Regions from separate parts of the Homo sapiens genome. Here region 1 is linked to region 2. A link is an interaction called in ENCODE POLR2A ChIA-PET data of the cell type or tissue named here. Cell type or tissue: PC-9. All regions are shown on one strand. Each heading gives the region's core, and the rest is flanking DNA. Links, peaks and the distances in the headings are about the cores only. Region 1 has its middle 42 kb from the start of CTSV. Region 2 has its middle 31 kb from the start of ZNF782.

Region 1 (5,375 bases), core at 314-5,313, 110 kb before region 2:
TTTGTTATATACTCCTTGGGTGGGAAGCTTATGGAGGCCAGTTAATGTACACTAAAAAAAAGCCCATACCCATTGACCTGGCAGTCACTCTTCAAGGAACTTACTGTAAGGCACTATTGGGACAAGACCACAGAGGTATATTTGTAAAATATGTATGTACTAATTGTATATATTCATGAAAGATTGTAATTTAAAAGGGACTTGGTGAAACAGTTGTGGCACATACATTAGGTGGAGTACTAAGCTGCCGTTAAAAGTGATGAAATGACTATATGCCTATTGATATGAATATGGTGAATTTATTTTTATGTAAATCGGCTACACAACTTTTATCACATTAAAAATACATTTATATATTTGCATGGAAAAATGTCTGGAAGGGTTTATACCAAACTTTAAAACACTAGTGATCATTGCTGATATTGAGATTTTTGTTGATTTTAATATAATTTCTTGCCTGTTTCTTTATTTTCATTTATACGTTTTCTACTAAACATGTATGAGTTACAAAGCCAAAAGAAAAAAAATAAAAAGACCAGTGGAAAGGATACATGACTACTGGAAGTTAGACACACCGTTGCCTCACAGACTTCCTGGTCCTGAGTGTTTGGGTTGCCTCAAGCTCTTTCTTGTTTTCTGACCTATCTTCCGTCCTTCCTCATTGCCTGTCTAAGGATCCCCCTTTTGTGTGAGTTGATCCTGCTTTCAGATATATATGCACTAGAGGCTATAAGGGGCCTTAGACGCCAGTCCTAGTTTTCTCAGTATATGTATGAGAGCACTAAAGGCCAGAAAATTGGTTAAAGACAGGAAGCTATTAATAGTTAGCAGCAGAGCCAGGAATAGAACTCAGGTTTCCTTGCTTCTACTTGAGAATTTTTTCCATATTATGTGTGCTCTTCATAAGTAGGGTGATCAGACATCTCAATTTATGCCTTTTGTCTGCACTTAATTCTGGTTTTTTTTTTTTGATACAGAGTCTCATTCTGTTGCCCAGGCTGGAGTGCAGTGGCGGGATCTCAGCTCGCTGCAACCTCCGCCTCCCGTGTTCAAGTGATTCTCTTGCCTCAGCCTCCCAAGTAGCTGGGACTACAAGCATACACCATCACCCCTAGCTAATTTTTGTGTATATATATATTTTTTTCAGTAGGGACGAGGCTTCACCGTGTTGGCCAGGCTGGTCTTAAACTCCTGACCTCAAGTGTTCTGCCCACCTTGGCCTCCCAAAGTGCTGGGATTACAGGTGTGAACCTCCGTGCCCAGCCTGTGCTTAATTCTTAAAAAGGACCCCCTTTTATTCCTTATTTACTTGAGACAAGGTCTTGCCCTGTTGCCCAGGCTGGAGTGCAGTGGTACGATAATGGCTCACTTTAGCCTCAAACTCCTGGGCTTAAGTGATTCTCTCACCTCAGCCTCTGGAGTAGCTAGGACTATAGGTGTGCACCACCATGCCTGGCTAATTTGTTGTTTTTTTTGCAGAGATGGGGTCTCACTATGTTGCCCAGGCTAGTCTCAAACTCTTGGCCTTAGGCAGTGCTCCCACCTCGGCCTCCCAAAGTGCTGGGATTACAGGCATTAGCCACCATGCCTGACCCCTCTTTTACTCTTAAAAGTGTCTTGGCTGGGTGCAGGGGCTCATGCCTGTAATCCCAGCACTTTGGGAGGCCGAGGTGGGTGGATCACGAGGTCAAGAGATTGAGACCATCCTGGCTAACACAGTGAAACCCCATCTCTACTAAAAATACAAAAAATTAGCCGGGCGCGTTGGCAGGCACCTGTAGTCCCAGCTACTCAAAAGGCTGAGGCAGGAGAATGGTGTGAACCCAGGAGGCGGAGCTTGCAGTGAGCCGAGATCGCGCCACTGCACTCCAGCCTGGGCAACAGAGCAAGACTCCATCTCAAAGAAAAAAAAAGGTTCTCGTTTGTGTGATAAATGTTTACCCCGCTCATAAGGGAAACAGGCATAATGGAAAGTGTCATACAGACTAACCCTGTAACCAGGATCCATGAATAGAAATTGGAATGGTTGGAAGGAAAGGCTGTTTGTAGAGTAAGGTGCTTTTCATATGTTGAATTGAAGGTGTTGCCAGGACATCTAAGTCATTATTTTCTAGTCGGTAAAAGTAGCTGAGACGTCATTTAGAGAGGGATATGTTTGTGAGCATTTTTTGTTTGGAGATGATAGTTGAAGCTGCATCAAGACAGTCCATTCATTTTTAATCTTATTGGGGGAGGATTAGTGAGCTCAGCTTAGGAAGATGAAAGAACGGGCTACCCAGTATGATATGCGTGCCTGAGGACACATGTTGATCCCATATATGGATGTGCACATGTGACTGCTTTGATTTTTGTCTAATGTAGACATGCCTGAACATTTATGTTTTGAAATATGTAATACTTTGTTAAATTTCTTTTCTTTCCTTCTCCTTTATGTCACAGACCATGAAACAACTTTTTTTGATAGTGGCTGGAAAGTGTCGGGTAGTACTGATACATGCAAGGCTGGTTGATGAAGAGCACGGTCTCTAGGAATTAGGAGTACCTCAATTCAAAGGCTGCCTGTGTAACTATGCATAGCTTATTACTTCCTTTCTTCACAAGTTTAGACAAGTTTGATCATGGGAACAATGAGAAACTATGCTCATGATTGTTCTTCAGGAAGATTTATCTGATGCAGTGCCTGAGTGTGGAGAGACACAAGAGTTAAGTGATTGATAAGGAGGCAAAACCTTGGGAGAAAAGAGCTTCTGGACCAGGGTCTTGACCTAGTGGAAAAAGATTGGCTGGATGTGGTAGCTCACACCTATAATTCCAGTACTTTGGGAGGCAGATGCAGGAGGATTGCTGGAGCCCCAGAATTTGATACCAGCCTAATGTCTCTACCAAAAAAAAAAAAGAGGCTGAGCTTGGTGGTGTGTGTCTGTAGTCCCAGCTGCTTGGGAGGCAGAAGGATCACTTGAGCCTGGGAGGTTGAGGCTGCAGTGAGCTGTGATCAGGCCACTGCACTCCAGCCTGTGCAACAGAGCGAGACTCTGTCTTAAAAAAAAAAAAAAAAAAAGGAAAAAGGAAAGTGATTAATGTGAGAGATGTTAAGGAACTAGTAGAGGAGCTAGAAGCAGATTGAATTTTGGGGAATGAGAAAATGTAATCAGGTAAAAAATCAGTACAGTACTATCACTAGAGAAGTCAGGAGGAGAAATTAATTACTATGATTAGTTTTCTTTTGGTTTTGTTGATTTTGAGAGTGCTAACTGCACTTGGATGTGAACTCTTTAAAAAATATTTTGGCCAGGTGTCGGGGCTCAGGCCTGTAATCCTAGCACTTTGGGAGGCTGAGGCGGGCGGATTGCCTCTGTTCAGGAGTTTGAGACCAGCCTGGCCAACATAGTGAAACTCCGTCTCTACTAAATATACAAAAAATTAGCCAGGTGTGGTAGTGGGCACGTGTAGTCCCAGCTACTTGGGAGGCTGAGGCAGAAAATCCCTTGAACGAGGTTGCAGTGAGCCGAGATTGCGCCACTGCACTCCAGCCTGGGCAACAGAGCGAGACCCTATGTCAAAAAAAATTTTTTTTTTTTTGTAGAGACAAGGTCTCACTAAATTGCCCAGGCTGGTCTTGAACCCCTGGGCTCCAATGATCCTCCTGCCTTGGCTTCCCAACGTGTTGGGATTACAGGCATGAACCATTGCGCCTCCCCCTCACCCCCTTTATTTTTTCCTGACATGTGTTTTTGAGGCTGGATGGTGAGAAAATCTAGAGAGAGGAATCAGGGAGAGATGTTGGAGGTAGAGACACTGGTTATTTGTATCAAAGTTGTAGTGTCAACTGAGCCCATAAGATTGAAAGAGAGCAGGAGATTGAGGGGTGGGAGAAGTGATACTCTAAAGAAACTCTTGGGAATGCTGACATTTCTGATATTTTGCTCTCGTGATACATGCTGTTCATCCTTATTATTGATACTTGTTCTTGATCCTTCCTAGTGGTGGGCTTCCTATTTTCAGCATTCAGACTATACATGCCTTGTACCTTCTCTTAACTGTGGCTCCACCCTGACTTCTCATGACTCCTTAGACTGCCTTTGAGGAAGATTATAGCTGTTGTTAAATGTGTGATATCTGTCCCAAGATCTTCAGTTGAACTGAAAGATTGCAGTGTAGTGGGGGTATTTTCTTTGTATTTAAAAGCATTTTTTTTTTTTTTTTGAGATGGAGTCTCACTCTGTTGCCAGGCTGGAGTGCAGTGGTGTGATCTCGGCTTACTGCAACCTCCGCCTCCTGGGTTCAAGTGATTCTCCTGCCTCAGTCTCCCAAGTAGCTGGGACTACAGGCGCCCGCCACCATGCCCAGCTAATTTTTGTATTTTTAGTAGAGACGGGGTTTCACCATGTTGGCCAGGATGATCCCGATCTCTTGACCTTGTGATCTGCCTCCCAAAGTGCTGGGATCACAGGCATGAGCCACCACACCCGGCTTAAAAGCAATTTTAAGTTAAGATTACACAATGATCATCTTTAGTATTTCCTCCCAATTAAGGCATCTTATCTAGATTTTACTTTATAGGAATGGTCACATTTTGTGTCTGGGACTAATAACATGCTGCTACCACCCCCTTCTAAAAATTATCTCATGAAAAGCTAGTGATTAATTCTCTTACTGAGGTGGTTATCTTGTCTGTCCATTAACCTCTGAACTCTTCTTGGCCATCCATGTGGAATTAGAAAGCAGGCAGAGCCAAGGAGGAGGAACAGCCATGACACTGCATGTCCAGGGGAAATGACAGTCTATCTCCTTTTGCTTTCAAGTTGCTGATATTTACTGTGTATTGTGATCTTTGAGTTGGCCATCATGTGTGGGAACAGCTTCCAACCTTATCTTTTTTTGATGGACAGCAGATGACCTGATTGATTGAGAAAAGCCAGGTGCCTAGTTCATCTGAACTTTTTGGGTCATATTGAGAAAGTAGGCGAAGGGGTTGGTAGAGACTGCCCTTTTGCTCAAGTACACAGTAGCAGGTTAGAACTCCTTAGTGTGGGGAACAGGGTTAGTGGTCAAGTGAAGGTCTACGCTTTGCTTTGCCTGAGGAACTAGCTACATTTGACTCCTGTCACTTACTCAGGTTGCTGCAATGCAGGCTGGCTGCCATATGTATGTACTGATTCTATTTGTGGAAACATTTGGGCTGTATAAGAAAAGTAATGTATTACAGTGGTTAGTAGCACATACTCTGGAGGTGTGTGACTATCTTGGTGGAATACCAGTTCATGCACTTACTATGTGAGTTGGGAAAGTTGCTTAAATTCTCTGCATCTGAGTTTGTCATCTATGAAATCGGGATAATAATAGTTCCTATCTCAAAGGTTGTAGTGAGGATAAAA
Region 2 (5,375 bases), core at 83-5,082:
GCTGCATAGTATTCCATGGTGTATATGTGCCACATTTTCTTAATCCAGTCTATCATTGTTGGACATTTAGGTTGGTTCCAAGTCTTTGCTATTGTGAATAGCGCTGCAATAAACATACGTGTGCAAGTGTCTTTATAGTAGCATGATTTATAATCCTTTGGGTATATACCCATTAATGGGATGGCTGGGTCAAATGGTGTTTCTAGTTCTAGATCCCTGAGGAATCGCCACACTGACTTCCACAATGGTTGAACTAGTTTACTTTTCATTTTCAGTCTACCTATGTCATTGTATTTCAAGTGAGTTTTTGTAGATCCAGCATAATGTTGTATCATGTTTGGTTTTTTGTTTTTTAGTCCACTCTGCCAATCTCTGTCTTTTAATTACTGTACGTAGACCACTTGAAGAATTGCCTTGTAGCAATTCTGATATATGAGGGCTGAAGTCTGCCATTTTGTTATTTGCTTGCTGTTGGTTTCGTATCTTTCTTTCTTTCTTCCTTCCTTCCTTCCTTCCTTCCTTCCTTCCTTCCTTCCTTCCTTCCTTCCTTTCTTTTTTGCAATGGAGTCTTGCTCTTGTTGCCCAGGCTGGAGCACCTGGGTTCAAGCAATTCTCCTGCCTCAGCCTCCCGAGTAGCTGGGATTACAGGCGTGTGCCACCACACCTGGCTAATTTTTGTATTTTTAGTAAAGACGGGGTTTCACCATGTTGGCCAGGCTGATCTCAAACTCCTGGCCTCAGGTAATCTGCCCATCTTGGCCTCCCAAAATGCTGGGATTACAGGTGTGAGCCACCGCATCCGGCCAGTTTCCTGTGTTTCTTGTTCATATGTCTCATTTCTTCCCTCTCTGTGGGTTATTTGCATATTTATTAGGATTCTATTTTGTTTTATTTATAGTTTTTTTTTTTTTTTTCGAGAGGGAGTTTGCTCTTGTTGCCCAGGCTGGAGTGCAGTGACGCATCCTGGCTCACTGCAACCTCCACCTCCCAGGTTCAAGCGATTCTCCTGCCTCAGCCTCCTGAGTAGCTGGGATTACAGGGACATGTCACTACGCCCAGCTAATTTTTGTATTTTTAGTAGAGATGAGGTTTCTCCATGTTGGCCAAGCTTGTCTCCAACTCCTGACCTCAGGCGATCCACCTGCCTCGGCCTCCCAAAGTCCTGGGATTACAGGCATGAGCCACCATGCCCAGGCTTATAGTGTTTTTGATCATACAGCTTTGGATAGTTTTCTGAGTGGTTGCTCTAGGTATAACAATACACATATGTAACTCATCACAGTCTACTAGTACTGATGTTTAACCAATTCTAGTGTGGTTTAACAACCTTTTCTACATTTACACCCCTTTACTCTCTCCACTTTTAAAATAAAATTTCTGTGGCATTTCCTCCATATACATTGAACACCATATTAGGTGTAGAGTTTTTGCTTTAACACTCAATTATCATTTAAGAAACTCATGAGAGGTTGGATAGTCTGTCATATTTGCCCTTATTTTTACTCATTTTTGATGCTCTTTCCTGTCTTAAGTTTCAACTTGTGAGCTATTGTGTCTGGCCTCATTCTTAAAGGATATTTTCACTGGATGTAGAATTCTGGGTTGACAGTTCTTTTTTTTTTTTTTTTCTGTACTTAAAAATTGCTTTCTACTTTCTTCCAGCTCCAGGGTTTCAGATTGAAAATGTTGGGCCAGGTGTGATAGCTGATGCCTATAATCCCAGCACTTTGGGAGGCTGAAGCAAGAGGATCACTTGAGCCCAGGAGTTCAAGACCAGCCTGGGCAACATAGGGAGACCCTGTCCCTACAAAAAATACAAAACTTAGTTGGGCATGGTGGCATGTGCCTGTGGTCCCAGCTGCTTGGGAGGCTGAGGCTAGAGGATCACTTGAGCCTGGGAGGTTGAGGCTGAAGTAAGCCATGATTGCACCAGTGCCCTCCAGACTAGGCCACAGAGTGAGACTCTGTCTCTGTCTAAGAAAAGAAAGGAAGAAAGAAAGAAAGAGGAAGGAAGGAAGGAAGGGGAAGGAAGGAAGGAAGGAAAAATAAGTTATTTAAATTGAGGCTCTGCAAGTAATGTGTTGTTTCTCTCTGATGCTTTCAAGACTTTTTTCTTTGTTTTTTTTTGTTTCCAGAAACTTAATTATTATGTGTCTTGGCATCAATGTCTTTGGGCTTACCATGTTTGGGAATCACTCAGATTCTTCAATCTGTAGATTTATGTCTTTTCCCAAATTTGAGACATTTCAGCCTTTATTTTTTCAGACACTTTTTCAGTGCCTCTCTCTCCTACTGGATCTCTGTTAACACAAATGTTAACCCTTTAGTTATTGTCTTATAGATCCCTGACATGCTGTAATTGTTCTCTTTTCTTACCTTTTTTTCTGCTGCTCACATTGGGTAAATTTTATTGATCTGTCTTCAGGTTCATTGATTTTATCCTCTTTTATGTCCACTATACTATTGAGCATATCCAGCAGGCTTTTTATTGTGGTTATCATATTTTTCAGTTCTCTAACTTGTATTTGGTTTCTTTTTGTAATTTTTGTTTCTTTGGTGAAATTTTCTATTTTTTTACTCCAAAAAAATCGCAATTGCTTGTTGAAGCATTTGATAGCTGCCCGAAAACCCTTGTTAGATAATACTCTATCTGATTTCTCTTGGTGTTAGTATCTGTTATTTTTTTCTTGTTTCTGTAGGATTTTTCCGATTCTTGGCATTTTTTTAATTGTATCCCAGATATTTTCTATATTATGAGACTGTGAATTCTATTTAATCTTTTTTAAATTTAATCCATTTAATCTTTTTTAAAATTGCAATTGCTTGTTGAGGCATTTGATAGTTGCCTGAAAACACTTGTTAGATAATACCCTATCTGATTTATCTTGGTGTTAGTGTCTGTTATTTTTTTTCTCATTTCTGTGGGATTTTTCTGATTCTTGGCATGTCAAGCATTTTTTAAATTGTATCCCAGATATTTTCTATATTATGAGACCATGAATCCTAGTTAACCTTTTTTAAGTGGGTATAGTGCCAGGGTCAGGTGGGTGTGTTTGTTCAGCTTCCTAATAGACTCCTCCAAACCATCCTGGTAAAAATGGGGCACTGACTCACACTGCATTGTTGCAGATGGGTGGGGTGAAAGTTCAAGTCCTTCTTCATCCCACAGTCATCTTCCTGGTCAAAGTGGGACGCTGACTCACACCACCTTGTTGCCTCTGAGTGTGACTATGTGACCAGCTCCCTGACTGGCTCCACTGCCTTCGGGGTTGTGGGGTGGGAGGGAAGGTAGGAAAGGTGGAAGGCTGACTCACACCACCTTGTTGCTATGAGTAGGAGTGGAGGGTCAGCTTGGCTCTGCATATTGTTGATATCAGGAAAGGGGAGAAGCAAAACATCAGCTACCCTTCCTTATGACACTCTATTCTGCCTTGTTGTTGCCAAGTGGAGGTGAAGGGTCAGCACCCAATGGACCTTCATGACAGGGCCTGGAGGGGTGAAGCCTCATTGTAACCAGCTCTGCCTTTTACTGCATTGTCAAATTTCATTGCTGCTGGGTGGGGGTGAAGGCTCAGCTCACTGTTTGACCCCACTGACACTACCCCTGTGGGGGAATCAGAGCACTGTCTGCTTCCAGGCAAGGCATGGAATCTCAGCTCCTCCTGCCACCCACTTCTGCCAGGCAGAGGATGCAAGATTAGCTCTGTGCTCGGCCCTGCCAATACCACCAGATTGGGAAATCAGAGTTCCCTTGCTTGCTTCCACAGGGTAGAGGGTAGTACAGCTTTTCTGTTGGTGTTTGGCTGGTGTAGGGCTGATATTGCTAAAAGCTTTTCTATTCATAGCCCATCCATTCCAAGACCTTTGGCTAAAGAGAACACACTTTTCTTAAGGCTTTTGTTTCATTGTCTGTGCCTATTGGTAGTTCTGGGTTGGAGGTTTCTGTAGTGCCCTGTCCATGGCATATGAGAAGCAGAAGGAAACAGAGAACTCATCACCCTGCAGTTCATCAACTCTTGATGTCTCTGGACAGCCCATCTTCTTCCATGTATCTTTTCAGAGTTTTGCTATGCTTGTTTATTGTTTTGTTTCCAAAGATTTCTATGTGTAGTAGGAAGGACTTTTATTTTTTATGTCGTTAGTTTTTCTGAACTTTCAGAAAGAGATGTGAAGGTTTCTGAATTTTCTGAAAGAGGTGTGAAAAGCCTTTCAAACTTCACAGAGCTCCCTTCTATTGGTTGTGTCTAGGGCTCAAAAATATGTCAACTTGGCTTTCTGAGATGTTCTGCCTTTATTCTCCTCCGTCCCTTTAGTCTAAACCTTCTCTCTCTGTCACCTTTGTTGTCCCTATCCTGCTTGATTTTCATTCCACTAGAAGCAGTCTCTCTTCAGTGTAGGTCCCTGCCCTAAAAGGGATCCCTGGCAGGTGATTTCAGAGGAGCTACACTGCTCCATCCCCTTCAGCTTATCTTACACAAGCCCCTTGAGCCCTACTGGTATTGGAGAAAACAAACCCCTCCTTTTAGAGCTGCTGTTCTGGAATCATCCCACCAATGCTTTCCTTGCTTCCTCCTACACAAGATGTCACTTGTAGTCAGGTGGCTTGTCTCCACACCCCATATTTTGGGATTCATGAAAACATCCTGTCACCATGTTTTTAAAAAATATATTGTCCTTGGTGTTTCGTGTTTAGTTTTGTTTCGATGTCTAGCTGCTTTGTCTTTCCTTTTTTTAATGTGGCAATGCAAAGAAACTAAACAACTTTACTGCAACTGTTGTCTTGCAGAATTCTGTCTTTTCATTCTTCATCTCCTATTGTCCATTCTTCTCATGACAGCCAGTGTGGTGTCTTCTCTGCATTGTTCCTTCATGAACAAGGTAACATCACTAGTTTTCATGGATTATCCAAATCAAAGAGAGAATTCTCGTTTTAAGTCACTGACACATTTAAACCACCCCTCCTACAAGTTCAGCAATGATAATTAAGGTGAAGAAAAACTTCAGCTAGTCTTTTGAGGCCACAGTGTCCAAGGACAAGATGTACTTTTTAAATTTGAAATTTCTATAATGGCATTGACATTTTACAATAAGACGTAACTAAAATATGTAAGCATGCAGTTAAAACAATCATGGAATGCTCTTGCTACATGACTGAGACCAAGAGATTGATTCTTTCCTACTGATGCTTTCAGGAATATTTTCAATTAGAGGCTTGATATTTCCATAGTTTACAGTGATTAGAGATTAAAATGTATAATACTATCACCTTTTTAAATAAAATGGGAGTACATTTATAATAAATTAATATAATCTCTGTAATTTGCTAATTTACAATGGAAAAGAGAATCAAAAGATAATTCAAAATACCTGATTAA

The links. Peaks named below come from ENCODE experiments on the same cell type or tissue, not always from the same donor. Only the 100,000 strongest peaks of a DNase experiment are listed, where the experiment ranks them.
Region 1: POLR2A ChIA-PET joins it to region 2 with 5 read pairs; 2 of 35 experiments call an interaction of 5 or more read pairs at or near these places.

What each region holds. Positions count from the first base shown.
Region 1 is chr9:96,994,427-96,999,801 of GRCh38, reverse strand. It overlaps the pseudogene SLC71A3P. Among named protein-coding and RNA genes, the nearest start is that of CTSV, 42 kb to the left of the region's middle. In PC-9, for the core only: no CTCF peak of the experiment used is centred there; no DNase peak of the experiment used is centred there.
Region 2 is chr9:96,882,462-96,887,836 of GRCh38, reverse strand. It overlaps a transcript of ZNF782 not described here. Among named protein-coding and RNA genes, the nearest start is that of ZNF782, 31 kb to the right of the region's middle. RefSeq lists an enhancer at 2,668-3,867. In PC-9, for the core only: no CTCF peak of the experiment used is centred there; a DNase peak (open chromatin) is centred at 3,206; H3K27ac peaks cover 2,601 bases.